Regions from separate parts of the Homo sapiens genome. Here region 2 is linked to region 1. A link is a loop called in an ENCODE intact Hi-C map of the cell type or tissue named here. Cell type or tissue: dorsolateral prefrontal cortex. All regions are shown on one strand. Each heading gives the region's core, and the rest is flanking DNA. Links, peaks and the distances in the headings are about the cores only.

The links. Peaks named below come from ENCODE experiments on the same cell type or tissue, not always from the same donor. Only the 100,000 strongest peaks of a DNase experiment are listed, where the experiment ranks them.
Region 2: it touches region 1 in a loop (2.0-fold over the local background); 3 of 110 quality-filtered maps call a loop at or near these places.

What each region holds. Positions count from the first base shown.
Region 1 is chr11:116,888,032-116,904,817 of GRCh38, reverse strand. SIK3 (SIK family kinase 3) reads left to right here. Exons shown (of 25, transcript NM_001366686.3): 5 at 7,501-7,625; 6 at 8,442-8,565. Among named protein-coding and RNA genes, the nearest start is that of APOA1, 59 kb to the right of the region's middle. RefSeq lists a silencer at 3,308-3,508 and enhancers at 8,326-8,827, 9,489-9,568, 14,191-14,250. In dorsolateral prefrontal cortex, for the core only: a CTCF peak has its summit at 9,560; a DNase peak (open chromatin) is centred at 9,562; H3K27ac peaks cover 5,927 bases.
Region 2 is chr11:116,946,867-116,963,652 of GRCh38, reverse strand. It overlaps SIK3 (SIK family kinase 3), which reads left to right. Exons shown (of 25, transcript NM_001366686.3): 2 at 6,589-6,705; 3 at 9,546-9,609. Among named protein-coding and RNA genes, the nearest start is that of APOA1, 120 kb to the right of the region's middle. RefSeq lists a silencer at 15,105-15,164. In dorsolateral prefrontal cortex, for the core only: no CTCF peak of the experiment used is centred there; no DNase peak of the experiment used is centred there; H3K27ac peaks cover 5,453 bases.

The sequences.
Region 1 (16,786 bases), core at 5,818-13,817:
TCATGTGAGCTCAGGAGTTCGAGACCAGCCTGGGCAACACAGCAAGACCCTGTCTCTATTTTATTCTATGTTTTAAAATTTAAAAATTAAAAAGAAAAAAGAATAACATTTTATAAGAAAATATTTTATGAGAGACTTATAAAAGAGACATTAAGAATATGAAGTAATATATTTCGTATTCCTTATCTCAATAATGCTGTAGGGAAAAAACAATTGAAATAAAAGCAGTAAATGAGTGGAGCATGGAGAGTGTGTCATGAGCCAAAGGTTATAATAAATTCATAATCAAGTTTTTTTGTATCTGAAGTCTAATAAAATTTTTAAATGTGGAGGAAAAAAAAAGGAAAGAAAAAATAGTAATGGTTCACAGGATGAAGTCCAAGGTCTTCATTCTGTCATTTGAAGCTGTATTTTATCTGGCATGATGCTGCTGTGCACTCTTTATTTCTTGCCATATGCCCCTACAAACCCTTTATTGTACCCAGGGCAGTGTCTTGCTTGTCACTTGAACTTAGCGAGTTAATTCTAAGTGTTCTGCCCTTGCTCGTGCTCCCTCCTGACTGCCATTCAGAGCACCCTTTCCACCTTCCTTCATTGCCTCTCCAGATCCTGGCCATTCAACCAAGTTCTGCTTCCTTTGAGCCTTTCCCTAGAACTATGTTTTATGCCTTTGGTTTGTTAGAAGATCTAACACATTGCTATTCCCATTGGAAGAGTTCCATAAATACATGTTACATAAAGAGTGAAGGAAATGGAGGAACTTACTTAGAGACTTATAAAAGAGACATTAAGAATAGGAAGCTTTAGTAAATAATGAAAGATATTGTGAATTAGAGTAGCTCCAGAGCCAAAATAAGATGAAAAAGCCTATTAAATAGAAATGGTTTTCTAGGTTCAAGTTCAGATCAAACTTAAGCTCTAAAGCTTTTCTTGGCTTGGTGCAGTGGCTGTTGCTTGTAATCCCAGCACTTACGAAGGCCTAGTCAGGAGGATCGCTTGAGCCTAGGAGTTTGAGACCAGCCTGGACAACATAGCAAGACCCCCATCACTACAAAAAAATTTTTTTTAAATAGCTAGGCATGGTGGTGTTTGCCTGAAGTCCCAGCTACTTAGGAGGCTGAGGCAGGAAGATGGCTTGAGCCCAGGAGGTAAAGGCTTCAGTGAACTATGATTGTGCCACTGCACTCCCATCTGGGAAACAGAGCAAGACTCCATCTCCAAAAAAAAAGTTTTTCTTTACCTTTTTCTTTGGCATTTCTGACTTAAGCCAGTGAGAATTCTTCCTCATTCTTTTTTACTCATTGCTTGAATTTGTGTTATGAGAATTTTTTTCCTCCAACTTGGATGATCTTTCAATTTTTTCCAGTTGTCTATACATGTAGATAACTGAAAACAGCAAAGCTCTTAGTGATTCTGTTCCATGTCTATCTGTTCCCCACCTCCATTTCCTACCACACACCCCAGCATTCCCCTAGTACATCACTAAACTATCAACAGAACCTAAAATAGACTAGTTTGTTTTAACTGTATTTTTCTTTCCAGTCCTCTTAAAATGTGCAGCAAAATGTCCCCAAAGGCAAGCAGCTAAGAGAATGAAGAGGAGGTATTCTCCCATCACAGTTACTCAGTCCCAGAAGTATTGATTGGAAGGCACTGAATTTTCAAAATGACTTCCAGATTTAGTACATGGTAATAATTTGAGGCTTTCCCACACGGATAATTTAAATGTTCAGAAAATAAGTTATGTTATAGCTGAATGGGCAGCAAATTAGACAGAATTTTAACTTACAAGATGCATAGCAATAGTGAAGATTAATGTGAAATACTAGTAAAGAGCCACTGGTAGGGAAGAGAAGACAGCGATATGCTTTCAATGAAACCGTCAATTTATAATAATATGTATATTGAAAAGGGAGAGTGGATCAGATCCTGTTAGGTTTGGTACGTTAAAGAAAGAATTAGGATACCGCAGGCTCAGTAATTAAAGGAATCTGCCCATAATTGGGGGGTAAAAGGTGTCTTGTAGGCAGGGAATAGCAAGATTTTGCTTGAATGTACACCTTAGAGTTGGGAGTAACAATACTTGGAATGATTATAGAAGACCTCTCGACAGGTTTCTGAGACTAGAGGATTTTGTTTGGTGCATAATAGGAGATGAGAGCAAGCCAGTAGTATTTGGTTGTTGTTGAATCTTACAGAAATCTTGCATTTGGTTATTGGGTCTAGCTGTTGAAGCCAGCTGTTTGGATGTAACATAGTGGAAGCAGGTGCTTCTGCAGATGTGGCTCTCTCTAGTTGTCTGGCTGTAATATATCATTCATTCTCATACACTCATTTCTCATATAAAATCCTTATAACTATTAGCAGTCTAAGCCTGCAGACATTGCTGAAGCTGGTTCCCTTTGATATTGTTTTCTTTGTAACAGTTTCCTGTTTGGTAGATAAAATAACAAGCTCACACTATTAGGTTTGTGCCTTCACCTCCCTGGCAAAGTAACATGCTAGAAAGGTTACTAAACATTAGTGGTTCAAAATGAGAAGTCTGTACATTTTATCTGCTTATAGGCGAATTTAAACTCAACTGGTTTAAATTCATTGCTTAGCCTGTTGCATGCTCCATTGAAAACACAAACAAAAAACTCCATGATTCTTCTAGCCATGATTCTTCTAGAGTTTGTTATCCAGTCATTCCAGTGCCAGAATCCATCAGGCAGAACAGAATCATTCGCATTTCTCCTCTGCACTGGAGAGAAGAGGAAGGCTGATCATGGAAAAGGACCTGGTGAAGGTTTTTTGCAAATCTAAGGATCTTTTTTCTGTCTTTTATTTTTGCAAACCTAAGGATCTTCCTTCTGGATAATTCCCAGAGACGTCAACTTTGCTGAATCTCAGTTGTTGGGATTTTTAGCAACCTGTTCCCACTCTCCTAAGAAAAAAATCTTAATAGTGACCAGTGTGTGCAGACTTTAATTTGTAAGTGAAAGTTACGGTGTTTCAAAAGTTGCAGGTTAGTTGGTAGAGCATTAAATGCAGTTTTGTTCATAGTCAACATTAAGTGCCCACTGTGTTAAACACTGTTAGATACTGTGAAAGAGAGAAGAATAAGGTAAGGAACTAGAGAGAGAGGGTAGATCTTTACAAGAGAGGATGTTTTTCAGGAGCTAGAAGAATACATTATTTATGTATTCAAATAATAAAGGGAAAGAAAGTACAGACAGAGTAGATAGGGGACATTTCTTGTAGGGGATCCAGGAGGACTTCACAGAAGAAGTATTATTTATTTCCATTAATGAATGAGAGTATTCATCTTCTCATAGAAGAAGCTATAATGATTCTATTTGTGGTCCTGACTGCCACACCCCTTATGATCATTAAGTTAATTTTAGAACCTTGGGAGGGACAGCTAGGAGGCAGAGGCTCTCGTTGCTGGCCAGCTGCCATTGTCAGTTTGAGAAGTCTCCAGTAGTCAGGAGGTGACAAGAGGATTGGCCCAGTTATTTTATTGCAGTTTAATTTCGTGACCCTTTCTTGAGTCTCTGCTATGTATTAGAACCACTGTGTAGAGACTAGGATAAATAAAACGGTATCTCCTCCATTTACTAATTAATGGAGGGTATAAACACACAATACAATTAAGTATAATATAAGGCAGAGGCTGGGCGCAGTGGCTTACGCCTGTAATCCCAGCACTTTGGGAGGCCGAGGTGGGCTGATCACCTGATGTCGGGAGTTCGAGACCAGCCTGACCAACATGGAGAAACCCCGTCTCTACTAAAAATACAAAAATTAGCCAGGCATGGTGATGCATGCCTGTAATCCCAGCTACCTGGGAGGCTGAGGCAGGAGAATCTCTTGAACCTGGGAGGTGGAGGTTGCGGTGAGCCAAGATCGCACCACTGCACTCCAGCCTAGGCAACAAGAGTGAAACTCTGTCTCAAAAAAAAAAAAAAAATAAATAATATATATGTATATGTATATGACAGAACAGTAATGGGATGTAGAGGCGTAAACAAAAGGCTGTGGAAGCACGGAGGAGGAAGCCATTGACATGGTGTTTTCTGGTGGAAATCAGTTAAGCCTTCATACAGGAAGTAATATTTGACTGGGCCTTGAAAATGAGTGATACTTTAAAGATGGAAAAGAAAGGAAAAGGCATGGTACAGAGAGGAAATAGCATGTGGAAGGCATGTAAACACAGGATGTGAATAGTCTAGTGATGCTAGCATGGCCAGGGATAAATTGGAAACATAGGATGGAGCTGGGTTGTGAAGGGCCTTAAATGACAATGCTGAGATGAAGACTCTTCTGTAAGTAGAAGGGAGGCAGCCCATGTTTTTTGAGCGAGGAGGTAACAGGATCTGGTTTGTGTAACTTTGTGCTATGAATGGATAGCTTAGGGGAAAATGAAATAGGAAGTAAGCAATAGCATCAGTCAAGCTAGGGATGATAAGAGTATGAACTGCAGTGGTAGAAATGGAAATAGAAAAGAGGAGGTGGAGTCAAGACACATGGAGTTGAAGCAGTAAGAGTTTTATTACCAGGTTGAAATGGGAAACGAGGGAGAAAGGACTTGAAGATGACTCCAGTGTTTCTAGTAACACAGGTGGTGATGTCACTAATGAGGGTAAAAGCACTGAAAGCGCAGGTATGACTTTGGAAAATGGTGGGTTTGAGGTGTTTCTTCCCAAGCAAGTATTGGGGATTCATGCCAAGAACTTAAGAGTGGTACCAGGGCCAGACATATAAATTTGGGGTATTTATATCAAATGCTGGTAGAAGTAGCGAGATTAAAAGAGTTAGCCCTGAGAAAACATAGAGCAAGGAGAGGCAGTTAAAATCAGCAGAGCCTGCTGAAAAACACCTTCTGTAGAAGGTAGAAAGAAGGAAAGCAAATAGCAAAAGGAGAGTTGTCAACAAGAGTAAAACTGGAAAAGAGAGGGACGGGTTTCAGAGAGTAGGTGGGTGCTTAACATTTTCAGATGCTGTGATTTCAGGGAGCATGGTGTCCCTGGGGCATGAGGGATTTCTAGCCTGTCACATGGGTACACATACATAAATAAAAGCATTTCTACACCAGAGACTCAATCCTTTGGCCAGCCATCCTTGCTCATTGTCTTAGTGTAGCTCCTGAAGACTCATCCCTGCTACCTCCCATCTGCTGCGTCTTGTAGCAGTAGGAGAGGGAGAGAAGAAGGGAGGAAAATTGAAGCACAAGGAGAGTTAAAATTAAAATGTAAGCATTCTTGCTTCAGTTTGTAAATAAGTTGCATATTCTTCCTTTTGAATAAACTACTTAATTATAATAATGTCACTTTGTCTAATTTTTAAATGGTCATAGATGTGTTTGTCATAAGAAGTAAATATAACATAAAAATTCTGGGTCCAAGCCAAAAGAACAAAGCTGGAGGCATCACACTACCTGACTTCGAACTATACTACAAGGCTACAGTAACCAAAACAGCATGGTACTGGTACCAAAACAGAGATATAGATCAATGGAACAGAACAGAGCCCTCAGAAATAACGCTGCATATCTACAACTATCTGATCTTTGACAAACCTGAGAAAAACAAGCAATGGGGAAAGGATTCCCTATTTAATAAATGGTGCTGGGAAAACTGGCTAGCCATATGTAGAAAGCTGAAACTGGATCCCTTCCTTACACCTTACACAAAAATCAATTCACGATGGATTAAAGACCTAAACCTTAGACCTAAAACCATAAAAACCCTAGAAGAAAACCTAGGCATTACCATTCAGGACATAGGCATGGGCAAGGACTTCATGTCTAAAACACCAAAAGCAATGGCAACAAAAGCCAAAATTGACAAGTGGGATCTAATTAAACTAAAGAGCTTCTGCACAGCAAAAGAAACTACCATGAGAGTGAACAGGCAACCTACAAAATGGGAGAAAATTTTCGCAACCTACTCATCTGACAAAGGGCTAATATCCAGAATCTACAATGAACTCAAACAAATTTACAAGAAAAAAACAACACCATCAAAAAGTGGGCAAAGGACATGAACAGACACTTCTCAAAAGAAGACATTTATGCAGCCAAAAAACACATGAAAAAATGCTCACCATCACTGGCCATCAGAGAAATGCAAATCAAAACCACAATGAGATACCATCTCACACCAGTTAGAATGGCAATCATTAAAAAGTCAGGAAACAACAGGTGCTGGAGAGGATGTGGAGAAATAGGAACACTTTTACACTGTTGGTGGGACTGTAAACTAGTTCCACCATTGTGGAAGTCAGTGTGGTGATTCCTCAGGGATCTAGAACTAGAAATACCATTTGACCCAGCCATCCCATTACTGGGTATATACCCAAAGGACTATAAATCATGTTGCTATAAAGACACATGCACACGTATGTTTATTGCGGCACTATTCACAATAGCAAAGACTTGGAACCAACCCAAATGTCCAACAATGATAGACTGGATTAAGAAAATGTGTCACATATACACCATGGAATACTATGCAGCCATAGAAAATGATGAGTTCATGTCCTTTGTAGGGACATGGATGAAATTGGAAATCATCATTCTCAGTAAACTATCGCAAGAACAAAAAACCAAACATCGCATGTTCTCACTCATAGGTGGGAATTGAACAATGAGAACACATGGACACAGGAAGGGGAACATCACACTCTGGGGACTGTTGTGGGGTGGGGGGACGGGGGAGGGATAGCATTGGGAGATATACCTAATGCTAGATGACGAGTTAGTGGGTGCAGCGCACCAGCATGGCACATGTATACATATGTAACTAACCTGCACATTGTGCACATGTACCCTAAAACTTAAAGTATAATAAAAAAAAAAATTCTGGGTCCAGCTGAGTAGGCTTACATGTGTTTCCTGATTCTAATGTGGTCTTAACATCATCCAGTTTCATTTGCATTCTTTTTTTTTTTTGGAGACGGAGTCTTGCTCTGTCGCCCAGGCTGGAGTGCAGTGGCGCCATCTTGGCTCCCTGTAATCTCTGCCTCCCAGGTTCAAGCAATTCCCCTGCCTCAGCCTCCCGAGTACCTGGGACTACAGGCGCACGCCACCACGCCCGGCTAATTTTTTGTATGTTGGTGGAGAGGAGGTTTCAACATGTTGGTCAGAATGATCTCCTGACCTCGTGATCCGCCCACCTCGGCCTCACAAAGTGATGGGATTACAGGCATGAGCCACTGCCCCCAGGCCCATTTGCATTCTTAAAGGAACAAGTACCACTCGCTTTATTCTGCCTAGGTTTATGAAGGGAGCAGTACTATTTTTGCTGACATAAACTGATCATGTTTATATTTCAGCTCATCTATATCTCTGTTTCACTATTATTGTTTTAAGTGTCTGGCTATGTGGTTTCTAAATGTTCTCTTTTTGCATTTAATATTCAGACAATGATTTGGAATCTTTAGTGACTAGAGACTAGTGTTTGCTCAGTTATAATAAAAGGTTACAATAATACGAATTATGTCCATTTGCCTTTCTAGATTTTGGTTTCAGTAACCTCTTCACTCCTGGGCAGCTGCTGAAGACCTGGTGTGGCAGCCCTCCCTATGCTGCACCTGAACTCTTTGAAGGAAAAGAATATGATGGGCCCAAAGTGGACATCTGGGTAAGTAACTGCCTTCTCTTATACCCCACAGCATTAGCTACCCTTGGTTGATGACAGCTATTCGCATCCTGAAGGATACATAATGATGCAACATGAATTGAGATCCTGGTCACCTGTTCTTTCAAGTCCCAATTCCTGTGCAAAGCCTTTTTTTTTTTTTTTTTTTGAAACAGAGTCTCACTCTGTCGCCCAGGCTGGAGAGCAGCAGGATGATCTTGGCACACTGCAACCTCCACCTCCCAGGTTCAAGTGATTCTCCTGCCTCAGCCTCACAAGTAGTTGGGATTACAGGCACAAGCCACCACACTTGGCTAATTTTTTGTATTTTTAATAGAGACAGGGTTTCACCATGTTGGCCAGGCTGGTCTCAAACTCCTGACCTCAGGTGATCCTCCCGCCTTGGCCTCCCAAAATGCTGGGATTATAGGCATGAGCCACTGCACCCGGCCTACTCGTGCAAAATCTTTCCTCCAATACTTACCTTGTGGACTGAGCCACATATTTCAAATTTCCCCTTTGCATTTGCAAAAGAAGCCCAAGGGCCAGCTTGGATGGGGGCCGTTGCCAAGAAGAGAGATTATTTCTACTGTGGCCACTTACCTTATCCCCAGAGAATGAGTACTGAGAAAAATTCAGGATGTTACCCTAAATTAATGCCTAGAAGCAAAGAAGATTGTTAACTGTTCTAAGATGGAAGAAAAAGTTTGTTCCATAATCGTATGCATGACTCACCATCATCTGCATACACACACTACAGTAGTCTTTTTTGTTTCCCCTGATGTGATTAATTGTACATCCTCTCTGTTTGGGATGCAGAGCCTTGGAGTTGTCCTCTACGTGCTTGTGTGCGGTGCCCTGCCATTTGATGGAAGCACACTGCAGAATCTGCGGGCCCGCGTGCTGAGTGGAAAGTTCCGCATCCCATTTTTTATGTCCACAGGTAAGGGAGTCGCTAGCACACAGCTATGAATGGGTTCATGAAAGTTAGACCCACTCAGTTATCCCAGGAATTTAGTGATGGAGTATAAATGGCCCACTTACAACCTTTTTTAACTCCAGCTTGCTGACCTGATGCCTCCAGGAGGCAAGGTTCTGTAGAAACAGTATATAGGTTTTGGCATCAGAGAGCCCTACTTGGGTTTGAATCTGGGCCCTAAGTCTGTCTCAGCTTTAGTGTCCTCATCTATAAATTGGCTGAGAGTTTTGTGAGGGCTGCTATTACTGTAAGGATTAAATGAGATAATGTATGTGAAGACTCAGTAGGCCCATGGCATAGCAGTAATGCAATAAATGCTTTTGTTTCACTTCTGTCTTCCTACCCTTTTTCAGGATATTTCCACTTATTGGGTTCTCATTGCAATGTGGTTTTAAATGCCAAGGATAAAGTAGGCTTTGCATCTTAGTCTTGCTACTGCTTCATTTCCTATTTCTGTGCTCTTTGTCCTCCAGAATCAAATTTAAAAAATTTTATTTAACGAGTGGGCAGTAAGGTAGGCAGGTCTTGGAAAAATTTAACACCGAAAATAGATACAAGATACTCAGAATTAACAGTATTTTATCACCATTTATTTGCACATAAGAAGGGAACATTTTAGAGAACGCAAAAAGTCATATAGTTTTGCTTAATCATCTGTTTTCATTTTAAGGAAGAACATGTGTCCACTGGGTTGACAACAAGGTAGAAGCCCATGGTAATTGCATTTTAGAACAAAGAGGTGAACCTTGGAGTAGATTTAACTTGGCTCCTTTGAACTGATAACGTCATAGTGTAGAAGATAGTGCTAAATGCTGTGGGACAAATAAAATAGAGAAGGAGTTAGGATAGTGGTTGGTAAGTTACATGAAAACCCCTTCATGGAGAAAGGGACCTTTCAGCAAAGCCTGAAAGAAGGTGAGGGTGAATGCTGTGCAGTCCGGGGAAGAGCACCCCCTGGCTGTTGAGGGGTCAGCGCAGAGGCCGCGGGGATGGAGCATGGCTGCATGTGAAGGAACGGGAAGGAGGCCTGCGTGCCTGGAAGGAAGGAGCGGTGAGAGATGAGGAAGAGAGATGAGGTCAGAGAGGTAAGAGGGAGCTTAATTTTAGGGCCTAGTTAATGTAAAGACTTTAGATTTTACTGTGACTGAAGTATACAGGATTGGAGGGTTTTGACAGGAGTGATGTAATCTGAGTTTTATTTTTTCCAAATTTTATGATGAAAAATTTCAAACATACAAAAAAATTGAAAAATTTTGCAGTGACTTTTGTTTAAAAAAGATCACTTTGGCTGCTATGTTGCCGGTAGGCTAAAAGGTACAAAGGCTGAAGGAGGGACACCAGTTAGGAGGAGACTTTTACAATAGTCCAGATAAGAGATGTTGGTGGCTGGTTCCCAGTCTGGGGTGTCGAGATGGAGATGGTAAGAAGTGATCAGATTCAAGAGATGCTACCTACCATGTGTGGCAGGCACTGTTCAAAGCACTTCACAAACATTAACTCACTTCATTATTTTAACAACCCTATGAGATACACAAGATTATTGTCTCCATTTTACTGGTGATAAAACTGAAGCCAGGAGAGATTAGGCAATTTTCCCAAGATAACACTGCTACCAAGTGGCTGAAGTAGAATTTGAACCCAGGTATTTTGGCTCCAATAACATTTAGTGTTGGATTTGATATGAAAGAAAGACTCCAGAGTTTCTATCCTGAGCAAATGGAAGGATGGTTTTACTGCCAACTGAGATGGGGATGACTGGGGAAGAATACTTACATTTTGGAGAGATGTTTTAGACATGTCATGTTTGAGGTGCACATTAGACATCAGAGTTAAGATATGAATTGGCAGTCGCATTTAGGAGAGAATTCTGGGTTGGGGATGTATGTTTGGAATCCCCAGTGTATAGATAATAGTTAAAGCCATGAGGTGAGCTCACTTTTTAGGCAGTGGTTACAGAGAAGAGAAGAGGTCCATGAATTAAACTCTGGAACATACCGCTATTTAGAGAACAAGCAGGTGAAGAGGTATCATAAGAGTTGCTGGTGAGGTAAGCCAGAGGGCCTGCTGTCCTAGGAGACAAGTGAAGAGACTGTTCCCAGGAGGAGGGAGGAGGGAGTGAGGAGCTGTGGGGAGTGAATGCTGCTGCCAAGTCAGGTAAGAGGACTGAGAACTGAATGTTGCATTTAGAAATGTGGAGATCGTTAATGATTTTGTTTCTTTTTTATCCCCCCACACCCTCACCTTCCTAGATCATTAATGATTCTGAAGTACACTTTTGGCAGAGGAACAGGAGCAAAAGCTTAATCATGTGGTTGCAACAAAAAAGGAATAGAAGGAAAATAGACGACACGCTCTTTCCAGTTTACTATAAAAGGAAGCAGAGAAGTGGTCCAGTATTGCTCTGGCCAGGGTCACCAGTGATCTCGTTATTGATCAACTGCATATCCTTAGTCTTTTTCTTAATCACTGCCCAGCAGTGATTAACACTTCACCCTTGCCCTCCCTCCCTCTCTCCTTTCCTCCCTTCCTCCCTAACTCCCTTTTTTGGGACTGGGTCTTGCTCTGTTGCTCAGGTTGGAATGCAGTGGTGTGATCGTGGCTCACTGCAGCTGGACCTCCCAGGCTCAAGTGATCCTCCCTTAGCCTCCCAAATAGCTGGAGCTGCAGGCACACACCACTATGCCTGACTAATTTTTTTTTTTGGTAGAGATGGGGTTTTGCCATGTTGTCCAGGCTGATCTCAAACTCTTGAGTTCAGGCGATCTGCCTGCCTTGGCCTCCCAAAGTGCTGGGACTATTGGTGTGAGCTACTGTGCCCTGTCTCTTTAGAGTTATATGTTAGAGCAGCTTTAGATTCACAGCAGTATTGAGTGGAAGGTACACAGTTTGCATGTACCCTCTGTGCTGTCCTGCCTCCCTCCCCTGCTGACCCCTGTCATAATCAATGTGCCCCACCAGAGTGGTATGTTTGTTACAATCAATGAACATGCATTGACACATTATCACCCAAAGTCCATAGCTTACATTTGGGTTTTCTCTCAGTGTTACACATTCTGTGGGTTTTGGTAAATGTATAGTGACATGTATTCACCACTATAATACATATAAAATTGTTTCACTGCCCCCAAATCCTCTGTGCTCTGCCTGTTTATCCATTTCTCCCTAACCCCCTGCAACTACTGATCCTTTCACTGTCTCCACAAGTTTTTCCTTTTCCAGAATGTCATATGGGTAGAAACATACAGGATGCAGCCTTTTCAGATTGGTGTTTTTCAAATAGTAATATGCAATAAGGTTCCTCCATGTCTCTTCATGGCTTGAGAGCCCGTTTCTTTTTAGCACTGAATAATATTTCCTTGCCTGGATGTACCACCCTTTATCCTTTCACCTACGGATGACTTGGTTGCTTCCAAATTTTGACAATTATGAATAAAGCTACTGTAACATCTTTGTGCAGGTTTTTGTGTGGACATAAATTTTTAATTCATTTGGTTAAACACTAAGGAGCACAATTCCTGGATCATATGGTAAGAGCATGGATAGTTTTGTAGGAAACTGCCAAACTGTCTTCCAAAGTGGCTATGCTATTTTGCATTCCTGCCAGCAATGAGTGAGAGCTTCTGCTGCGCCACATCCTTGTCAGCATTTGGTGGTGTCAGCATTTTGGATTTTGGCCACTCTAATAGGTATATAGTGATATTTCATTGTTGTTTTAATTTTTAATTCTCTAATGATGTATGAGGATGAGCATCTTTTCTTATGCTTATTTGCCATCTATATATCTTTGTTGAGGTGTCTCTTCAGGTCTATTGGTCGTTTTTAACTTCAGGTTGTTTTATTTTCTTATTGTTGAGTCACTCATTACATTTTAAAACACTTTTTCTCATTGCTTCTGAGACGCCATATTCTCCAGTTTTCCTCCTGTCCTCTGGAAGCACCTTCTCCATCTTCTCTACCAGACTTATTTTTCTCTGCTCATCCTTTAGATCTTTTCATCTTTACAACATCTTTCTGGAGCCATGTTATTTACTGCTGTAGCTTCACTGATCACTGTGGTGATCAGTCCTCAGTTAACTTTTTGTCCCAGACCTCTCGATCTAGGGCGACATATCCAAGTATTTGCTAACCATTATCTTCACTTTCATGTATTGAAGTCAGATCAATGGAGACATATTCAGAAATGAACTTGACTTCCCCCTCCCTAGATTTGCTCTATTCTGTATTTGCTGCCTTAGTGAATAGCATCACCATCTGACCAAGGCCAGCACAAGCCTTGATGTTTCCTCTCTCACCAGTGCCACAGCTGATCAGTTACCAAATCCTGTCAATTCAACCCTCCATTCATGTAGGCACTTCTAAGACCATACTATCATCTTCCCTTGCCTCAATTAAACAATAGCCAATTATATGGATTCCTGGCTCCAGTCTTGTCCCCCTCTAATCTATTGTCAACTTTGCTACATGACTAATCTTTCCAGAACACAAACATATAAATAAATAAAACATACCACACACACACATACACGTACATTTTCTCTCTCTTTCTCTCTCTCTTACTTAAACACACAAATCTGATTATATCATTTTCTAGCCTGAAACTTTTCAGTGGTTTACCATTGCCTCTAAGGTAAAGTTTACTCCATAAGGTGGCAAAGCATTGGCTTACAAACATTTTTGGCTATGATAAGAAAAAAGTACATTTTATACTGTGACCCAGAACACGCATATATAGATACAAATGAACAAAAGCTTTGTTTGCTTGATTTAGAGATGGGGTCTTGCTATTTTGTCCAGACTGAACTCGAACTCCTGGGTTCAAGTGACCCTCCTGCCTCAGTCTCCCAAGTAGCTGAGACTAGAGGCGTATACCACCATGACTGAAAACAAAAGACTTTTTTTTGAGACGGAGTCTCGCTCTGTCACCCAGGCTGGAGTGCAGTGATGTGATCATAGCTTCCTGCAATCTCCAGTTCCTGGGCTCAGGCAGTCCTCCCACCTCAGCCTCCCAAGTAGCTGGGACTACAGGCAAGCACCAAGCACCATCATGCCCGTCTAATTTTTAAACATTTTTTTATAGAGATGGACTCTCTCTCTGTTGACCAAGCTGGTCTTGAATTCCTAACCTTAAGCGATCCTCCCTCCTTGACCTCCATGAGCCACTGCGCCCAGCCAGCAAACAATTTTTTTAAAAAAGCAAAACTTACCTTACTATGTACAGTGCATTTCAATATATTTTATTCTATTCCATTTTAAAAAATGCTGATTTCGACTTACTAAATTGATCTCCTATCTGCTATTTCAGAAACAATGACATAGAAATACCTTTATAACCTGACTCCTGCCTAGCTCTTCAGCCCCAGCTCCCACTCTCCCACCAGTCACCCTAATTTTCTTCTCGTTCCCTGAACAAGTTCTGTTTTCTGGAGCATTTCCCACTGCCGAGAATACATCTTCCCTATCCCACCCCACTCCACCCACTCCTGTATTCTAGAATTCAGAATAAAAAAAATTAGATTGGATAGAAATAAGAATCTAGATAATTTCTATTCACTCTTCATGTCTCTAAACTTTCTCTTATCGTGGTGCTTACCAAGCTTTATATTGTAACTACTTCTTTCATTGTATGTCTTCCACACCAGACTGAACTTAGTGAAAGTACAGACGAAACATGTCTTTTTCACAACTGTCAATAACCTACCACAGGATCTGGTGTGTAGTAGGACTTAGTAAATATGAAATCTGAATCAGAACCACCCCATCCCCAGTGGCATTTGTTTACATTCAGAATAAAATTCAAGGAGTCATTATTACTATGGCCTACAAGGCACAGCTGTCATTGCCCCTTCTTTGGTCTCATTTCCTGTTACTGTTCACCTCCGGTTCTGAGCTCCAGTCACAGGGCCTTCCTTGCTGTTTCTCAGACTTGCCAAACACATACATTCCCCTCAGAGAGGAGTCATAGGTCCCCTCAGAGAGGCCTGTCCTGGCTACCCCCATCATTCTCTTTCTGTAATTCTGCTTTTTCTTCATAGCACTTACTTTATTGTCTCCTCACCTCCTATCACCACTTGACCATAATAAGCATTTGGTTTTTGTTTACTGTTATGTTCCCAGGGCTTTGGACGGTGCCTGAGTTCTAGTAGGCACTCAGTAAATATTTGTTGAATGAATTAATGCATAGGGTTGTTCGAACACTGACTCCAAAAGCCCCTCTGGAGAGTAGTCTTATCCAAATCATAATATCAGTAGTAATATCAAATAATTACATTTGTTTAGGGCTTTTGAGTTTATAAAATAATTTCTTTTTTAATAGGTTTATTTTTTGAGACAGGATCTCTGTCGCCCAGGCTGGAGTGCAGTGGCGTGATCTTGGCTCACTGCAGCCTCCGCCTCCTGGGCCCAAGCCATCCTCCCACCTCAGCCTCCTGAGTAGCTTGGTCTACAGGCGCACGCCACCACGCCCACCTAATTTTTGTATTTTTTTGTAGAGATGGGATCTTATTATGTTGCCCAGGCTGGTCTTGAACTCCTGGACTCAAGCAGTCCGCCCACCACGGCCTCCCAAAGTTTTGGGATTACAGGTGTGAGCCACTGCACCCAGCCAATATATTTTTTAAAAATATTTCAATTTTTCAGTTTTTATATTTTTGGCGACAGGGTCTTGCTCTGTCACCTAAGCTAGAGCCTAGTGGTATGACCATAGCTCACTGTAGCCTCAAACTCCTGGGTTCAAACAACCCTCCTACCTCAGGCTCCAAAGTAGCTAGGACTATAGGCCTGTGCCACCATTCCAAGCTAATTTTTTAAAAGATTTTTTGTAGAGATGAGTCTCACTACATTGCCCAGTCTGGTCTTGAACTCTTGGCCTCAAGCAATCCTCCCACCTTGGCCTCCCAGAGTGCTGGGATTATGGGCAGAAGCCAGCATACGCAACCTAAATTATTTTCTTTTACTTAATCTAATTTGAGCTACATAACTATATTTTAGAATAGGTAATAGCACATATTTTATCATCTTGCTGATGAAGTTTTGGAAGCTGAAGTTTAGAGAAATGAGTTAACTTGCCAAAGCCACACAGGTAATAAGTAACTAGGTCAGTATTCAAATTTAGTGTTTGTTTTACTACACCATACTGTTGCAAAAAGAGCAAGATAAACCACTTCCTTTACTTTTCCAATGTCCACAGTGTTTCCTGTGAGCAACTTGGATCTTTTCTATCCTCCACCCCCATCACCTCACACCATGGCAAGAGATTCTTACTGAACCCTTCCCGGAGCCGGCTTCAGATAGGGGGTCCTAGAAAACAGCTAAGCATGCTGTCAGCCACACTGTCTATTAGTGCTTAGAAATAAACTAACAGTCTAACTGCTTAGAACTATTATTTGTAATATGATGTTAGTTAACCTGAAAGCTTCAAGACTCAGAGAAAGCCAACAGGATTATCCTAAACGTAGTCGCTCTTTAATCCCAGTTAAATAATTCCCTAAGTAGCAATACAAGTTTTTGTATGATTAGTACAGAGAATGAGAAACAACCAGGGTAGGAAGTCAGTAGATACTTGCTATATTACCAATATGATCTCTCTGGCCCTTGGTAATATACATGTGCTTGGCATTGCTGAATGTCATAGGCCTAAATCCCAAGGCCCATTAGAGAATACTTCAAAAGGATAAGGCATAGCAGAAAATGAATTCATCGGTTATTTAGGCTTTTCTTAGCTTAGACAACCTTCAAGTACCAGAAAGTGTCAGGTGAAGGAAGTTTAGAGTCTGTCCCAGAGTCCTTTTTCTGCTTACGCCTCGTGTTTCTGGGCACAGTTGTATCTCAGTAGACCTGGAGCATAGTCTTCTGATGGAGGCGAGTGCTGGCTGCTTTTCAGCCTGTGAGGCCAGCTGCTATTGCTGTATTACGGGAGATAGCGTGATTGAGAGAATTCCTTATGCACAAGATCCTTCCTTTTCTCAGCTGTTGTCATAGGCTTGAGCTGAGTTTATCTGTTTTTCTTCCTGAAGGGTCTAGAAACTCCAGCAGAGCTGGTATAGTGTTCTAAATGATCACTTGGAAGACCAGAGGGCAAAGCCTCTACCATGTAGCTGCTTCTAGCCAAGTTGAATTCCAGAGTAGCTACATACAGCTGTGTGGGAGGCCATGCTCTGCAAATGGATATAGTTAGCTCAAGAATTCT
Region 2 (16,786 bases), core at 4,855-12,854, 60 kb before region 1:
TGTTCTCAGAGTTTGATTCAGGGATGTCATAGACTCCAATACTGTTTCAGTGGGTCCCCTAGGTCAAAACCATTTTTAAAGAAATGCCACAACATTATTTTCACTTTTCATTCATAGTCTCTCACAATTATAAAATAGAGATTTCCAGAGACTATGCTATGTATGATGCTGCAATTGCTCTGATGACCAAGGAGATGTGTGGTTGTATACACGTGTCTTTTAAATTTTTGTCTTAATTTCTGATTTTTAATTTGATTTCTAAGCAAATATTGAAAGATATTACTCACATAATCAAAACTTCTTTGAAGTTTCTCCTAACTTTTAAGAGAAGGAGTCCTGAGACCAAACAGTTTGGGAACTGCTGTCTTAAGGCTGTAAGACTTAATTCTCTGAGAGAACCCCTCCTGGGAATGGCTGCACACAAGGGCAGTACAGTAAACCAGTCAGTTGCTCAATAGACATTTTAAAAATTGAATTAAATTGAGCTCCTAGAATATAACTTTTGAGACCTTATTTGAGATTTTCTCCCAAGGCAATGTTTGAGCATTGAGAGCCTTGTAACTTGGGCCAGGTTTCTGTGAGATAGACAGTTGGCAATTCTCAATATCAAGTCAATGATTTCAGAAGTCATTTTCAAGGAATACGTCCTTTAACTGGTAGATTAATTATGTAGCCTGTTGGCATTATGTGGATCAGTGCCGTCCAAGAGAAAGAGGGCACATATATTATTTACAATTTTTAAATAATCATATTAAAAAAGTAAAAAGTGGTGAAATTAGTTTTAATATCTTTTGTTTAGCCTAATATATCTAAAATATTATAATTTCCACATGTAATCAATATAAAAATGTATCAGGGAGATAGTTTAATTCTTTTTTATATTACTATCTTTGAAATCTGGTATATATTTTACATTTATAGCGCATCAGTCTGGATAGTTACACGTGGCTGGTGCCTACTGTATTACACTGTACAGATCTAGATCATAAAATAGTTGTAGAGCTGAGCCGAGAATGTTCTAGAGTAGATAAGCTTTGTCATAAAAATAGAGAATAAAAATTTTGCTACAGAAGTTAGTATAAAAACATAACCCCATTGAAAAAAGCTTACAATGACAAAATGTTTGATATCTGCCTAAATTCTAAAGACATTTCTAAAAGAAATAGAGCTCTTTCCTTAAAACAAATTTTTTAAAAAAATAAGCTTTTCTTCAAACTGTAATGTTTTCTCTTTCCTTCTAAAAAGCATGCAGTCTGCTCACTATATTCTTTGAAATTACTGTATGTTCATCTGCATACCAGTGTAAGGAGATCCTCTTTCTCGTCTTGGAAGAATTTGAGCCCTTGTGATCTTTGCATTTCCCTCCTACGTAGTTCTTTCTTGAACTGTCCATTTGTCCTGGCATATCCCTGAATCCGTACTATCTGCTATAGGGCATTTATTTCTGATGGGGAAGGGTGGTTTGTTTTGATCTTAATGCTGAACTGTCCCTTAGTTCATTGTCTTTTACTCTGTTGCCGTATCTTGCTTACAAATATGGTGTCAGAATATGCAAGTGAATTTATTGCCTGTTGTGAAGAAACCACTATTTTTTTCAGCTTCATTCACTATGAACATTATTGTGCTTACAAAAGTGAGTTGAGTTAAAAAGAACTGTGTTTTTTAGAAGTGAGAATTAAAAGGGAGAAATAGTAATTTTTCCTCTCATAGAATGAATAATAAAGAACTATGACTTTAAATTTGGCATGATCTAAATTTAATTTTTTTCCTACCACATGCCAATTGAAACAGAAGAATTTGTTGAATGGGAATGTCTTGAGTAGGGAAATTAAGGACTCTCACAATCTGTTATCTCTTTAGTAGCATACTTGATACAGTGTCATGTTTAATTAATATTAGAATGTCAATTTACAAAATCATGCTCTTTGGAAGATAAAAGAATTCTGTGTAGAACAGGCAAACTTAGGAAATATATGGTCTCTTGGTAACATGTTGGAAGTTTTCTGCTTTGTTATAATTTTCATATGTAAGTACAATTAGGAGATTTATAGATTTTCAACCCCAATATAATAACATTCTTTGAGAGTTTATCTTTTCTTTACCTACTGATTTACCTTTGTTGTGGACACATTCAGTTTTTCAAGCAACTGGTGTGTACTTTACACCAAAACCTTTATTATATAGTCTTCAGTAATCTGTAGCTGTGAAACTCATACTCATTTATCTGTTTAGATATTCTCAAAACAATCATACCTGTGTGCCAGCCACCTGCTGTCTGACTTGGCAGTTTCTCTGTTCCAACTTTATTTTTCTGCTTTTTAGAAAACTCCCACTTTCCAGTTTGCAGCTAAGGTAGGAGCTGAGTTCCTTTCCCTGTTAAGTGGTCTTATCAGGCAGTTATGCCATTGCCAAGCAACAGTAAGTTCTCTCCTCTCAGGTGTTAGCTAGTAGGTAGGGTTGGCAAGGGGAGCCTGGCCTGCTGTGAAGAAGTAGACCAGTGTCTCTCTGCCACAGCCCTCAGGGTCGGGTCTTGCTGTGGGTTCCATCCTATGGCTCACTGTGACTTTCCTGAATGGAATGCGTTTATTTTTTTTCCAGCTCTGTTCTTTCCATGTTCTTCCCACATCAGCTGGCGGCAGCCAGTTGGTTCTGAATGCTGCCCACAAATTGTTAGCTATTTTGCTTCTTGGTCCCTCAATTTGTCCCTTGAATAAGGAATTGATGTGTTTCAGATCCAGGATTATGTTGCTTAGTGAAGCAAATCTAATCCTTGCCAAGGAATGCCTAAAGTTGAAGGCTTGATTCCAGAAGAAAATAAAATAACAACAGCACTACCTGTAATTAACATATATTGCCTGTTTACTGTGCCAGGCATTATATTAATCAGGTTGCATGTATTAGCTTTGTTAATCCCCAAAATCACTTTAAAGTAGGTTCCATTGTTGCCCACATTTTACAGATAGGGAGCCATTGGAAAATTAAGTAACCTGTTCTAGGTTATATATTAAGGGATAGTTCCAAGATTTTGAATCTAAGTAGCTTGTCTTCAGAGTCCTTGCTTTCAGTACTATATTCAACTGCTAAATAAAGCTTCACTTTGGTTTTTTTGTTTTGTTTTGTTTTTTTGTTTTGGAGAAAGTGTCTCATTCTGTTGCACAGATTGCAATGCAGTGGCGTGATCACGGCTCACTTCACCCTTGCTAGGCTCATGCAATCCTTCTGTCTCAGCTTCCTGAGTAACTGGGACTACAGGCACACACTACCACACCTGGCTAATTTTTTTATTTTTTGTAGAGATGAGGTCTCACTTTGTTGCCCAGGCTGGTCTTGAACTCCTCGCCTCAAGCCATCCGCCTGCCTTTAACTCCCAAAGTGCTGGAATTACAGGCGTGAACCACCGTGCCTGGCCCAAAGCTTCACTTTTCAATGTCTTCTGGAATCTGAACTCTCACTGAAGAGTAGACAGGAGTTTGATGTTTTAATCTATTAAAACTTCTTTGTACGTGCCTTCTAAGAACAGATTATATTCAATGCAATTTTTCCTGAAAAGATGAAGTACATTTGTTTGTAAAATTCATGTATGTATGTATTTATTTATTATAGTACATATTTATGGGGTACATTTGATATTTTGCTGCATGGATACAACATGTAATGATCAAATCAGGGTAATTAGGATATCCATTACCCCAAACATTTATCATGTCTTTCTGTTGGTGACATTTCAAATCTCCTTCAGCCATTTTGAAATATGTAATAAATTATTGTTAATTATAGCCAACAAAAGGCATTATTGCTAGTACAGATATTTCTTGACTTATGATGGGTTACGTCCCAATAAACCCATTATAAGTTGAAAATATGGTAAGTCAGAAATGCATTTAATTCACTCTATTGTTATCTACCCACGTGATTGTGTGGCTGACTGGGAGCCACACAATCTCTGTTTACCATTATGAAGATCCTATTGCTTCAGAATGCAAATGAAATTTAGAGTGAGTGCCTTGTGAATCAGGGAGGCCCCACTATATGACTCCCTGTGATCTCTTGGAGGTGAAAGAATGCACAAATTTCATAAGTTAACCTGAAGGTCACCCGCTTTTCCCCAGTTACATTGTACATGCCATCAATTAGTAGGGGGTGGGCAGAGGTGGAAGATTTCAGGCACAGGCCTTAGACAGTTGATGCCCTCTGTTATTAAGGTAAATAAATCCTAGCAGTTCTTCCCACCTTTTGCACATCATGGCATGCACAGAAAGTTGAGATTGGAGGTGATCCATTATTGCTTGTAACCCATTTCCAACACACTTGTTTGGAAGTTCTTTTTTTTTCTTTTGAGACAGGGTCTCATTCTGTTGCTGGCACGATCATAGCTCACTGCAACTTCAGCTCCCGGGATCAAACTGTCCTTCCACCTCAGCCTCCTGAGTAGCTGGGACTACAGACACATGCTACCATGCTCGGCTAATTTTTAAAAAGTTTTTTAGTAGAGATGGGGTTTCACCATATTGCCCATGCTGGTCTTGAACTCCTGGACTCAATCAGTCTGCCCTCCTTGGCCTCCGAAAGTGCTGGGATTACAGCTGTTTGGCAGCTCTGCTATGGGGATATATCTGCAAGTTTCTAAGCTTGTTATATTTATGAAAGCATTCTGTACATTACAAGGTGCCATTCACATGTAAGATTTTATTAATAATGACTATTAAGACCAAGCTATTTGTTCTAGGAAGAGACATTGTGTACCATGATTTTTTTTGTTGTTGTTTTGGGAGCTGTCCTGAGAGAAGCAGGAGCAGATGCTAGACCAGTTGTGGAGTTAAGGTCTTGTATGTGATCTGGTGCAGTAATGAGGAGAAGTAGAAATGCAGGTGGTCAAGGGTTATATTATCCAAGACTTCTTACAGGAAACCAAGCAGCTGGTGAGATCCTCATTAAATTCTCTACCTTCTTCTCTGCCTATCCCAGTTCTCTCTGTAGTGAAATTCTGCTTTCTTTGTCAAGTCTTTCCCAGACTTTTTCTACCTCTTCTCCTGTAGGTGAAGGTCATTCACCATCCTCTGTCTGTTGTTATACCTGGTACATAGCTCCATTGCTTGTACTTCCAATGCTGCATTGTTTTCAGTTCCACACATCTTTTTTCCTTTTTAGACTGTGATCTCCTTGAAGTTTAGGCTGTGTCTGATTAATCCTTGTAGCTCCAGCCACACCCAGCTCCTTTCATCACACTCCCTCGTTAGGCATGGCTTGAATGCTCTTTGAGTACAGCTGAAATTTATCTCCCTGTGCCTTTCTCCCGTGGGTCCTCATTTTAACACCTGAAACAGCTTCAGATAAAGTTACTTTTATGCCAGCCATTTATACATCTGAATAATCTGCCACGTATGGCTCCAAACAGTCTTTATTTCTCTGAGCTAAACATTTTTACTTTTGTAATTTTGTTTTCCTGATTTTTTCCTCAGTAAGTACTGTATATGTTCCCTTTACCTCTCTGGTGCATAGAATCTTAGAATGTTAAGATTTGGAGAGGACTAGAGTTTGACTAGTCTAGGTTCTTCATCTAACCAGTATTGCTTCCATACTGATTACATAATTGAAACTGAGATATAGACATATTTTGGAGCAACACAAATATTTTAAGTATTTCACTGAGGAAGTTTAGATTTAGTAAATTTTTAAAAGTCCTTCATCGTTCATTCTTCATTAAAATGTATTTGCTGATGAGTATCTTATTAAAAGGGGGCACATTGGAAAGATATGTTTTATGATGCAGTGCATGTATGCTAAAGAAAGATCTTCAGATTCTTATAACATTCTTATTAAGAATTTGATTCTAAAGCCAAGCTACCTAGGCTTCAATCCTGCACCTGCCACATACTAGGTGTAAATTACTTAATCTTGGGTTAATTACTTAATCTCTGTGTGCCTCAGTTTCTGTATTTCTAAAGCAAGGTTAATGATAAGGTGGGTGTTAGGAGGTTTAAATGAGTTAGTACTTCCAAACCACTAAGAGTTATGCCTGGCCCATAGTAAACATTTCGTATATGGTAGATGCTGCTACTGCTGCTGCCACCACCATCACTGCTACTATTATTATTATTATTGAGTTCTACAAGCATCTGGTGAGATGTGTAAAGCCCCTGTGAAAGTTCTCATAGAACCTTAGTAAGACACCATGTATTTATGATACAAGCTTCTTGCCTTTTTAAAAATTTTTTATTTTATTTAAAGCTTCTTGTCTTAATGAGAGACCCTGTATACCACTCTGCACTGAAACATGATTTGACCCAGACCGTAACGACATCTATGGAGTAATAAAGTATTTTTTCATAGGATTTTACCGTATAAGCAATTGAAGAAATGGCAGAAGACCCATTAGCTTTTGGAGTCTGTTCCTTTGAGACCAACTTGCTAGGAATCCATTTCCTATCTTTTTAAAAAGAGTAAATTAATTTTCCTCATTGACATTCTGTAAACAGAATACTGGCAGCTTATATTTTATGGAACGTAATGTTTTAAAGTGAACCTAATTTTTCTTAGTAAACTGCTTTTAATAATGCATCAGAGTAATTTTTTTCCCTCTGTTGTCAGGTTGCTATCAAGATCATAGATAAGACCCAGCTGGATGAAGAAAACTTGAAGAAGATTTTCCGGGAAGTTCAAATTATGAAGATGCTTTGCCACCCCCATATCATCAGGCTCTACCAGGTAGGATCATTAGTGTATAGCAGATAGCTGCAAAGAACCCAGAATATTGTATGTATGGCTCCCTTTGAAGAAATGTGGGTGGGTGAACATCTGTGACTTTTTTTGTTTCTATGTTAATCCTGCTATCTTTCCTACCCTTCTGTTTACGCGCTCAGCACTTAGTATCCTCAAGTTTCCCCTGGCCATTTACTAGTACGTTTTCCTTACCCAGGTAGGTCTTTTTAATTTGTTCTTTAAAATTTGATGCCATTCTTAGCAACAACTACACAAAATGTTAATTCAGAAGATGATGAGAATTTATTTTATTTAGTTCAGAGTTCTAACACAGGATGGGAAACTCAAAAAGAAGAGAATTTAGAGAGGTGAAAAGTTAGAGATGAATATAACATTTTTTTAATAGCATTATTTGAATACTAGTTTCTGTGATCATGTTATAAATTGTTATGGCAAAGGACTGCTTCTTGGATCAATCAAAACCTACCTCTTTTCTATTCTAATAGGATTGTAGACTTAGTTTTCCAAGGTAGTAATTATTTTGATAATCAAGAGACCAGATCAAGTGACCAGATCTCTCCAATAGGAGAGATTTCTATTTTAGTTTTTTTTTTTTTTGGTCTTCCCAAGAAACATGCATATTTCATGCCATCATCAAAATGATTCCCTAGCATAACTACAAAAGCAGTAAATCTGATGGCTGGAATTTCAAGCGGGATAGGAGGAGAGGACCTTGCCTTAGCAGGCTGGTGAAAGAGATATTTTGGGAGAGGTGGGGCTTCGGGATGCTTCTCAAATTGCAATGTGTTGGCAGCCGAGAACTTTGCCTCTGCATAGGCCCAACTCTACTTGCTGCTTTCTGCCAGAACAGCCATCTCTTAGTTCTGAAGGACGTGGCCACCCACTTGGTTATTTTGCTGCTGTTAGTCTGCAGTAAATGGTTACTGGCCCAGACATAGGACCATGTGTAAAAGTGGAGAAAGTACACCCAAGGCTCTATGGGCAAGCTTTCGTAGCCTCTTAGTTTTATGGAAAAGAAAACATGTTGTGATATTAACATGTGTGGTTAAAACTACAGCGTTAGAGCTCTTCCCTGGCATCAGCTGCTCACATAATGAAATTAGGTCAACAGGAGCAGACCTGTTGAAATTTATCAGCCTAAATTATGTTGAACAACGCCTACCTTCTGCCCCACAAGCAAACTTATGAAAGCTTCCTGGTGCTGCCTGAAGACCTATATCTGTGAGCTCACAGGTGTCTAACCTCAGCTTCCTTCCTATCCTGATGGGCTGAATAAATTTCTTGACCTTACCTTTTAAAATAAATCATCTTTAAATAATTGTGGGGCTTAGGCTGACCTTTCTCAAGAGGTTGACTTATAGCTATTACCCTTGTAACTGAATTCTGCAAGTTTGCCTGTCTTACCCAAGATTAGCCTATGAGGATTTCCACAGGTCCAGTGCTAGCTTTGAGCAGTGCCTTCTTTCAAGCTTTAATTTTGCTTTCTGGCAGCTGGGTTTTTTAAATTTTATTTATTTATTTATTTATTTATTTTTGAGACGAAGTCTCACTCTGTTGCCCGGGCTGGAGTGCAGTGGCATGATCTCTGCTCACTGCAGCCTGCGCCTCCTGGGTTCAAGTGATTCTACTGCCTCAGCCTTCCAAGTAGCTGGGATCACAGGCATGTGCCACCACGCCCAGCTAATTTTTGTATTTTTAGTAGAAACGGGGTTTCACTGTGTTGGCCAGGCTGGTCTCGAACTCCTAATCTCAAGTGATCCACCCACCTCGGCCTCCCAAAGTGCTGGGATTACAGGCGTGAGCCACTGCGCCTGGCCGGAACTGAATTTTTAATTGTATTTAGTTTTAATTAATTTAAGTGTAAAACTAAAAATAATTTTAAAAAGAATTGTTGAAATGATAGTATTTTGGATATATTGGGGTAAATAAAAAGTAGTATTAGAATTATCTTCACCTTTTCCTTTTTCCTTTTTAAATGTGGCTACTAGAAAAGTTAAAATAATATATGCAGTTCATATTATATTTCTATTGGACAGCACTGTTGTAGAAAGATATACAATAAGCAGAGAACAGTGTTCCTCTGGGGATTGAGATGGAGGAGATTGGGAAGAGGAAAGCCTTTGGTCTTTTGTTTTATAATGAGTGTATGTAATCATTATTACTTTTAAAAATGTTTGATGGAAAATGTAAAAAGGAAGAAAGGACTGACAACATACTACAATGAATTTTAAAAAGGAGCAACAAAGGGACCAAGACAAAACACAAATCACTTACGTTACTTTAAAAGGTTGAGTATTTTAAATTACTGTTCTCTTTTTTTCAAATAAATGGGCAGTGGAAAGGAAAGTTGTCATTTCTATAAAAAAAAGAAAGACATATGTGATTTCTGTGGCGTTCTTATGTGACTCCCATTATTTTCCCCAAAGGCTTCTTTTTGCTTTAGTTTTTTTTTTTTTGATTTGATAGGGCATTTTTGTGCTTCAGATGATTGATGTTGAATCTGAAGTTTAAGTTTTGGTTCTTGACAACTTCTTTGCCTCTCAGTTTTATGGAGCTTAAGAGATTGCAGAGACCTCATGGAACATCAAAAAGCCTATCTCTCTCAAGCAATAAATGTTTCCTACTTTTAAGAACTTGGAGGAATATCTAATTTTCCCTTTCTTCTTAATAACATTTATATTTGTTTCCCCAAAAATGTTTTAAATTTTCTTTAATCTATAGTGGTTATTAATATTTCAAATGAGAAAAGAGGAGTCATTAGTTTATCTTCCTGTATCAGCCTGTCATTTGTGTCACTGTCTGTCACTTTCCTGCCTTTGCACCAGGTTATGGAGACAGAACGGATGATTTATCTGGTGACAGAATATGCTAGTGGAGGGGAAATATTTGGTAAGTACATTTATTGCATTCTTTAAACAGCTATTGAGCACACTATGGCAAACCTAAAATAGCTGTTCAGTGCCTTTGTCACTTGAGCAGCAGTCACTTGATGCTGTTCTTCAATCCTGCCATTTTCTATCAACAAAGGCATTTTAATTTGTTTTGATTAATCTAGTAAAATCCCTTTAACACATTTGTTTCCTTAGCAAAGGTGTTTTGTTTATTTCAGTCAGGCGCTGACAGTTGAGATTAAAGATCTCCAAAAACAAGCATCCTTTCTGAACGTGGGACTTAGGGTCTTTCCTGTTTGCAGGTTTTAATTGAGGTTACCAAGTGCGACAGAACTCACACAAGTGTGTGGGCCTCTGTTGTGTCAGAAAGAGCCACTTAGAGCACATAATCTCACCCGAGTGCGTTCCTTAAACTTTGTTTAAATATAACATGTAACTATATTATTTACCATGTGTTCACAGTTCCCCTCAGTAATTCTTGTAATTTTGGGGGTTCTGCCTTCAGTAGCTATATTTTCCTCTCACACTTAGCTTTAGCACAATGTCAGAAATAAGCAAGAGACTTTGTTACTGACAAATCTGATTTTTAAGATGCTAAAAACTGACAAAACGATTTTTTTTCTAACAGTGATAAATGGAGCCAAGTAGAGTTAAAGGGTAAACTTCCAAATCTAAATTGATGTGTCTTTTATTTTTTCTTTTGGCAACTAACTACAGAGAAAAGTTTCTTTATATACTTTATTTGTCTAATTTCCTCATTTTAAAAAAAATTTATCAATATGAACACTTGCTAGTTTAAAATTTTTTAATTTTTATTTTAAACATTTGCTCCTTCCTGCACGATAAAATGTATTTAAAAGCATAGAATCACTTTTAAAATGAATCTTCTTATTAATGACTAGTCAGTTGTGGCTGCATGGATGTGTGTGTGTGTGTGTTTGTGTTTTTAAAGTTTCCCTAGCGATCTAGTGTTTTTTTGTGTGTCAAAGTATCTTTAGGGTAAGTGCTAGTCCTTTTTAAAAGAGGTATCATTATTTCTTAATTTTATATTTAATTGGCTTTGTATATGTGATTAGTTAATGTCAAAGCTAATGGTGATAGAAATTTATACTCAATATAGTATGGGAGGGGATACTTTATTTTAAAGAAATGAAAGCATTACAAGATTTGAAGGATAGCATTGTTTGTCAAGAAGGTATAGTAGGCCTTCACTATGTATGATAATTATATGCCAATCATGTGCCTTGGAGATGCTGACTCAATTAAGACACTGGTTTTCCTTTCCGTGGAGAAATCTGGTGGAAAACAGACAGGGAAATCAACATATTACTTTGAAGATGAGAATGGAAACTGTAAAACTCTGTATAGTAGAGAACAGTAGTGCAGATGGCAGTTTGGTTAACTCTTGGAGATCAGGGAAATCTTCCTGGAGGGCATGGTTATATGGAAATTTATGAACCAGAAAATGAAAGCACAAGAGAGAATATTTGGAGAGAGAGAAATAGCAGTCATGTTATTGGGAGACTATACTATGGTCTGACATTCCAGGCACATGTTATGATAAACCTGCCTTAATTAAGATCACAAATGTATACAAAGGCAAATAGAAAACTTTCATTATCTAGATAAGGTTTTTTCTTTGGACAAGGTATTGCTCTGCTGCCCTGGCTGGAATGCAGTGGTGCAATCCTAGCTCACTGCAGCCTCGAACTCCTGGGCTCAAGTGATCCTCCTGCCTCAGCCATCTGAGTAGCTGATACTATAGCTGTGCACTAGCATACCTGGCTAATTTTTAAATTTTTAGTAGAGACGGGGGTCTCACTATATTGTTCAGGCTGGAAGATACCTTTTTACAAGTTTTATTCTATAAAAAGTCAAACATCTCCCAAATCCTTGAGCTGCCTGTTAGGTATTTTATTTCATAGAACGACATTTATTGGTGGGGAAACAATGGTAATTTGGGGAGAAAAAAGATCATGTCATCTTAATGTTTGTAATAAAAAAAGACCCAAACACAGGGCACATCAATCTACCTTACTCTTTAAGAAAGCAGATTTTATTTATTTATTTATTTATTTATTTATTTATTTATTTATTTATTCTTTTTTGAGCTAGGGTCTTGGCTCTGTTGACCAGGTGAAGTGCAGTAACGGGATCACAGCTCAGTGCACCCCCAGCTTCCTGGGCTCAAGTAATCCTCCTGCCTTAGCTTCCTGAGTAGCTGGGACTGTAGGTATACACCACCATGCCAGGCTAATTTTTAAATTTTTATAGCGATTAGGTCTCATTATGTTGCCCAGGCTGGTTGTGAACTCCTGGGCTGTAGCAATCCTCCTGCCTTGGCCTCCCAAAGTGTTGGGATTATAGGCATGAGCTACTGCACCCAGCAGGAAGCAGTATTAGAGAGATCCGTTTCTTGGTCCTGGACTTCATGTGAATGTACCTCAAGGGATGAACAAACAGAATACCACTTCTGATAATGTTATTTTAAAAACAAAATATTTTAGGTTGGTGAAAAAGTAATTGTGGCTTTTGTCATTGAAAGTAATGGCAAAAACCGCAATTACTTTTGCACCAACCTATAATTATATATTGTAACACATATTATGTAATATATAACAATAGAATTTGAAATGTTATTATTGATACTATTAAGTAATATTATTATAAAAGATCCAGATGTGGAAGAAAATAGTGTATTACCTAAAGAAATTATTGAGACTGCACAGGGATAGAACTGTCTCATGAGCTCTGATTTTTAAAAATGTCTGTGTAAAAAAGATGAAAGGGGCTTAGTCAAGAAAACCTGGGCTTTGGATGTATTTAGACCTAGGTTTGAATCAGATCTCTGTCACCTATTTGCCCTTTTACTTAGAGCAAATTACTAGATGATTCTGGTGCACAGGTTCCAGGTCTGTATAAGGTAAGATCTAGAATATTTGTATTATAGTTGTGAAGATTAAATGAGATCGCATATATAGAGCTCTAGCACAGTGCTTCCTTACGCCTTCATGTGAGAGAGAGATCAACTTCTGCCGTCAAGGTGTGAGGAGCTCTGCTGACCTGCCTTGCTTGCTGAAACAAGTGAAAACTATTAAAGAAAACAAAACCCAGTCATTTAAAGTCTCTGGAAATCGTCCTAAGAGTAAGCAGAAAATGAAGGAACATTATTCAAGAACATCTGTGCAAATTCGGTAAGAAACAAAGTCTGGTCAGCAAGGTGGAAATTCCCGTCCAGGCTACTGCAGCCAAGAACGCAGGGCTTCCTTCTGTCAAAAGACAAAATTGCAAGTTTAGTTTGATGATCCCAGTTGGCTTTATTTGCGATTCTAGAATCGGACAACATTTCATTTCATAGAATAAGTGTTCCAGTAAGTTGAGCAGAAGAGTTTGGCTTATGGACAGAAGGGCTTAAGAAGTCTGAACAGTGTATTGGTTACTTTTAAACAGAACAATAGAAAATTAACCAGTTAACATCAGGTTACTTCGGGCTACCTTTTTTAGTAAGGATTAAAGCAGAGGGAACTTCATCATTGTGCCAGTTAAAGATTTTAGACTGGGCTGTTTGGGAAATTGGCTGTTATCTCTTTCTCCTGATTTCTCAGGTCAGATAACAACCTAGTTTTCGCTTTGGAACTTTAGCATGAGTGACTCCATTTTGATATTTAGTTTGGTCTGTTGGTGCCTAGTGCAGAAGTTTATTCGAAAACAATGGTCTCCTGTAATTTTTATTTGTCACTTCTCCTCAATTCTCTCCAGCATCTGAATAGCAGCTTTCTTCCCAGGAGGATTTGGACATCAGCAATTCTCATTCTGCCCCGAGCTGCCTATTGCTGAGTCCTGGAGAAGTGCAGTTAAGAGATGGGGGCCCCTTCTTCTACTCAGCCCCCACTTGTGGAACTTGATCAGGTATGCCGAGAATACTAGGACCCAGATCACTCTTGCCTTGGGTATTAAGACAGTGGTTTCACTGTCTTTTGCTGCTAGGAGAGGCAAGCTGAGAGGACCCCAGGCTGCTGTCCTCCCCCGCTCTCCATCCACCAAACTCTCAGTTCCTAGAGTGGGAGCGTCACTCAGAGAAGTTTGCTGTTGTCCCCAACCCCAGCTCCAGAGCCCTAACTCTGAGATTTTTACCTGTGGAGAAAAACAAACCATAAAACAGCTCCTAATTTCTTCCCAAAGGAACTGACTTCATTTGCAACAGGGAGTGAAGAAGTTCAAACCTGATTGTACTCTCAAGAACAGTAGAGGGAAAAGAAAAAAGAAAAAGAACAGTGGAGGTTGTGGTAAAGGACATTTGAGAAGAGATTCATGAAACAGGCCAAATGGTAGGTTTGCTAGTTCGCAGGGGGAGAACCAATGAATTAATTTAGAAAGAGCTTCTCTGGGATTAGAATGAAAATAAATCACTGGCTGGGTGCACACCTGTAATTCTAGCTATTCAGGCAGGAGGATGGCTCGAGCCTAGGAGTTGGAGGTCAGCATAGGCAACATAGGGAGACCCTGTCTTAAATAAAAACAAAAATAAAACAAAAAAACACTGATGGCAAAAATTATTTCTTCAAAGGAACCAGAATTTGATTGTATTGTTTGTAGACCAATTTGTGCCCCAGGGCATTATTCAAAACAAAAGGGCAATCAGCCAGCAACTAGTGGAGTTTAACGGCTGAGTATGGTCAGTAAATGAGAGGAAGAAAGTCCTAGCAAAAACACTGTGATCCCAAGGTAACTAACTGTAGGCATACCGAAGCTGCCTGTTCCAGAGGAATCACATTAGAGGCTGAACACTGTAAATATGGAGAAATAAACTTCACTAGAAGAATCTAGCTTTTAGCTGGGCATGGTGGCATGCGCCTGTAGTCATAGCTCCTTAGGTTATTGATACGAGATCTTTCTAACTGTGGGCATTTTACAGCTATAAATTTCTCTCTAAGCATGCTTTGGCTGCATATCATGAGTTTTAGTATGCCGTATTTTCATTTTCATTCATTTGAAAGTATTTTCTGAATTCACTTTTGATGTCTTGTTTCATTATTTATTTATTAGTGTGTTGTTTAATTTTCACATATTTGTGAATTTCCCGAATGTTTCCTACTCTTGATTTCCAATTTCATTCCATTATAGTTGGTTGTTTTTCTATCCTCTATTTCATAATTTCTGCTATAATATTTGTTATTTCCTTCTTTCTGCTTGCTTCAGTTTTAGTTTGTTCTTCCTCTTCTAGTGTCTTGAAGCCAAGCAGAAAGAAGGAAATAAAGATTATAGCAGAAATTATGAAATAGAGAATAGAAAAACAATAGAGGATATCAGTGAAACCAAAAGATAGTTCTTTGAAAAAATCGACAACATTGACAGATCTTTAGCTAGATTGACGAGAGAGAGAAGAGAAAAAGAGAAGACTGAAATGACTAGAATCAGAAGTGAAAGAAAGGAACATTACTACAGTCCCTTAAGAAACAAAAATGGGCTGGGCATGGTGACTCACGCCTATAATCCCAGCACTTTGGTATGCTGAGGTGGGAGGATTGCTTTAGCCCAGGAGTTCAGTACCAGCATGGACAACATAGTGAGACCTCATTTCTACTAAACATAAAAAATTAGCCGGATGTGGTAGCATGAGCCTGTGGTCCCAGCTACTTAGGAGGCTGAGGCAGGAGGATCACTTGAGCCCAGGATGTCAAGGCTGCAGTGAGCCATGATTGTGCCAATGCATTTCAGCCTGGGCAACAGAGCAAGACCCTGTCTTAAAAAAAAATAAAAATGATTATAAAGGAATATTATGAACAACTATACATCAACAAATCAGCTGGGCTTGGTGGCTCATGCCTATAATCCTAGCACTTTGGGGGGCTGAGGTGAGTGGATTGCTTGACCTCAGGAGTTCAAGACCAGCCTGGGCAACATGGTGAAACACCATCTCTACAAAAAAAAATAGAAAAATTAGCCATGCATGGTGGTGCACACCTGTAGTCCCAGCTACTCGAGAGGCTGAAGTGGGAGGATCACCTGAGCCTAGGAGGTGGAGGTTGCAGTGAGCTATGATTGCACCACTGCACTCCAGTCTGGGCAACAGAGTGAGACCCTGTCTCAAAAAAAAAAAAAAAGTCAGCTTAGATGAAATGGACAAATTCCTAGAAAGATACCAACTGTTGAAACAACTGACTTAAGAAGAAATAGAGGCCAGGCACGGTGGCTCATGCCTGTAATCCCAGCACTTTGGGAGGCTGAGGTGGGCAGATCACGAGGTCAGGAGATGAGACCATCCTGGCTAACACGGTGAAACCCCGTCTCTACTAAAAATACAAAAAATTAGCTGGGCAAGGTGGTGGGCACCTGTAGTCCCAGCTACTTGGGAGGCTGAGGCAGGAGAATGGCGTGAACCTGGGAGGCGGAACTTGCAGTGAGCCGAGATCGTGCCACTGCACTCCAGCCTGGACAAAAGAGCAAGACTCTGTCTCAAAAAAAAAAAAAATACATACATACATACATACATACATACATACATACATATATATATATATATTTCCCTAGCTAAAGTAAAAAATGGTGTTCTGGTTGCAAATTGATAGTCTTTACTTCATTTGACCTCTTTGTAGCATCTGAATTCTTGACTGTTTCCTTCTAAAGCTCTTAGTTTTGACTTCCACAAATGTTCAACTTCTGATTCTTCTATTGTTCGGACTGTTCCTTCTTAGTATCTTTTGCTGGGCCTCCTTTCTCTGACTGCTAGAACATGTTGACATGTTGTAGCATATTCTCTGACTTTATATATATATATAATATATAAATAATAATTATATATAAAATATATAAATAATTATATATTGTATATAAATAATAATTTGTATATAATATATTATATATAAATAATAATTTATATATAATATATTATATATAAATAATAATTTATATATTATATATATATTTTTTTGAGACGAAGTCTCACTCTGTGGCCATGCTGGAGTGCAGTGGCGCAATCTCGGCTCACTGCAAGCTCCACGTCCCAGGTTCAGACCATTCTGCCTCAGTCTCCCAAGTAGCTGGGACTACAGGCACTCGCCACTATGCCCGGCTAATTTTTTGTATTTTTAGTAGAGATGGGTTTTCACCATGTTAGCCAGGATGGTCTTGATCTCCTGACCTTGTGATCTGCCCGCCTCAGCCTCCCAAAGTGC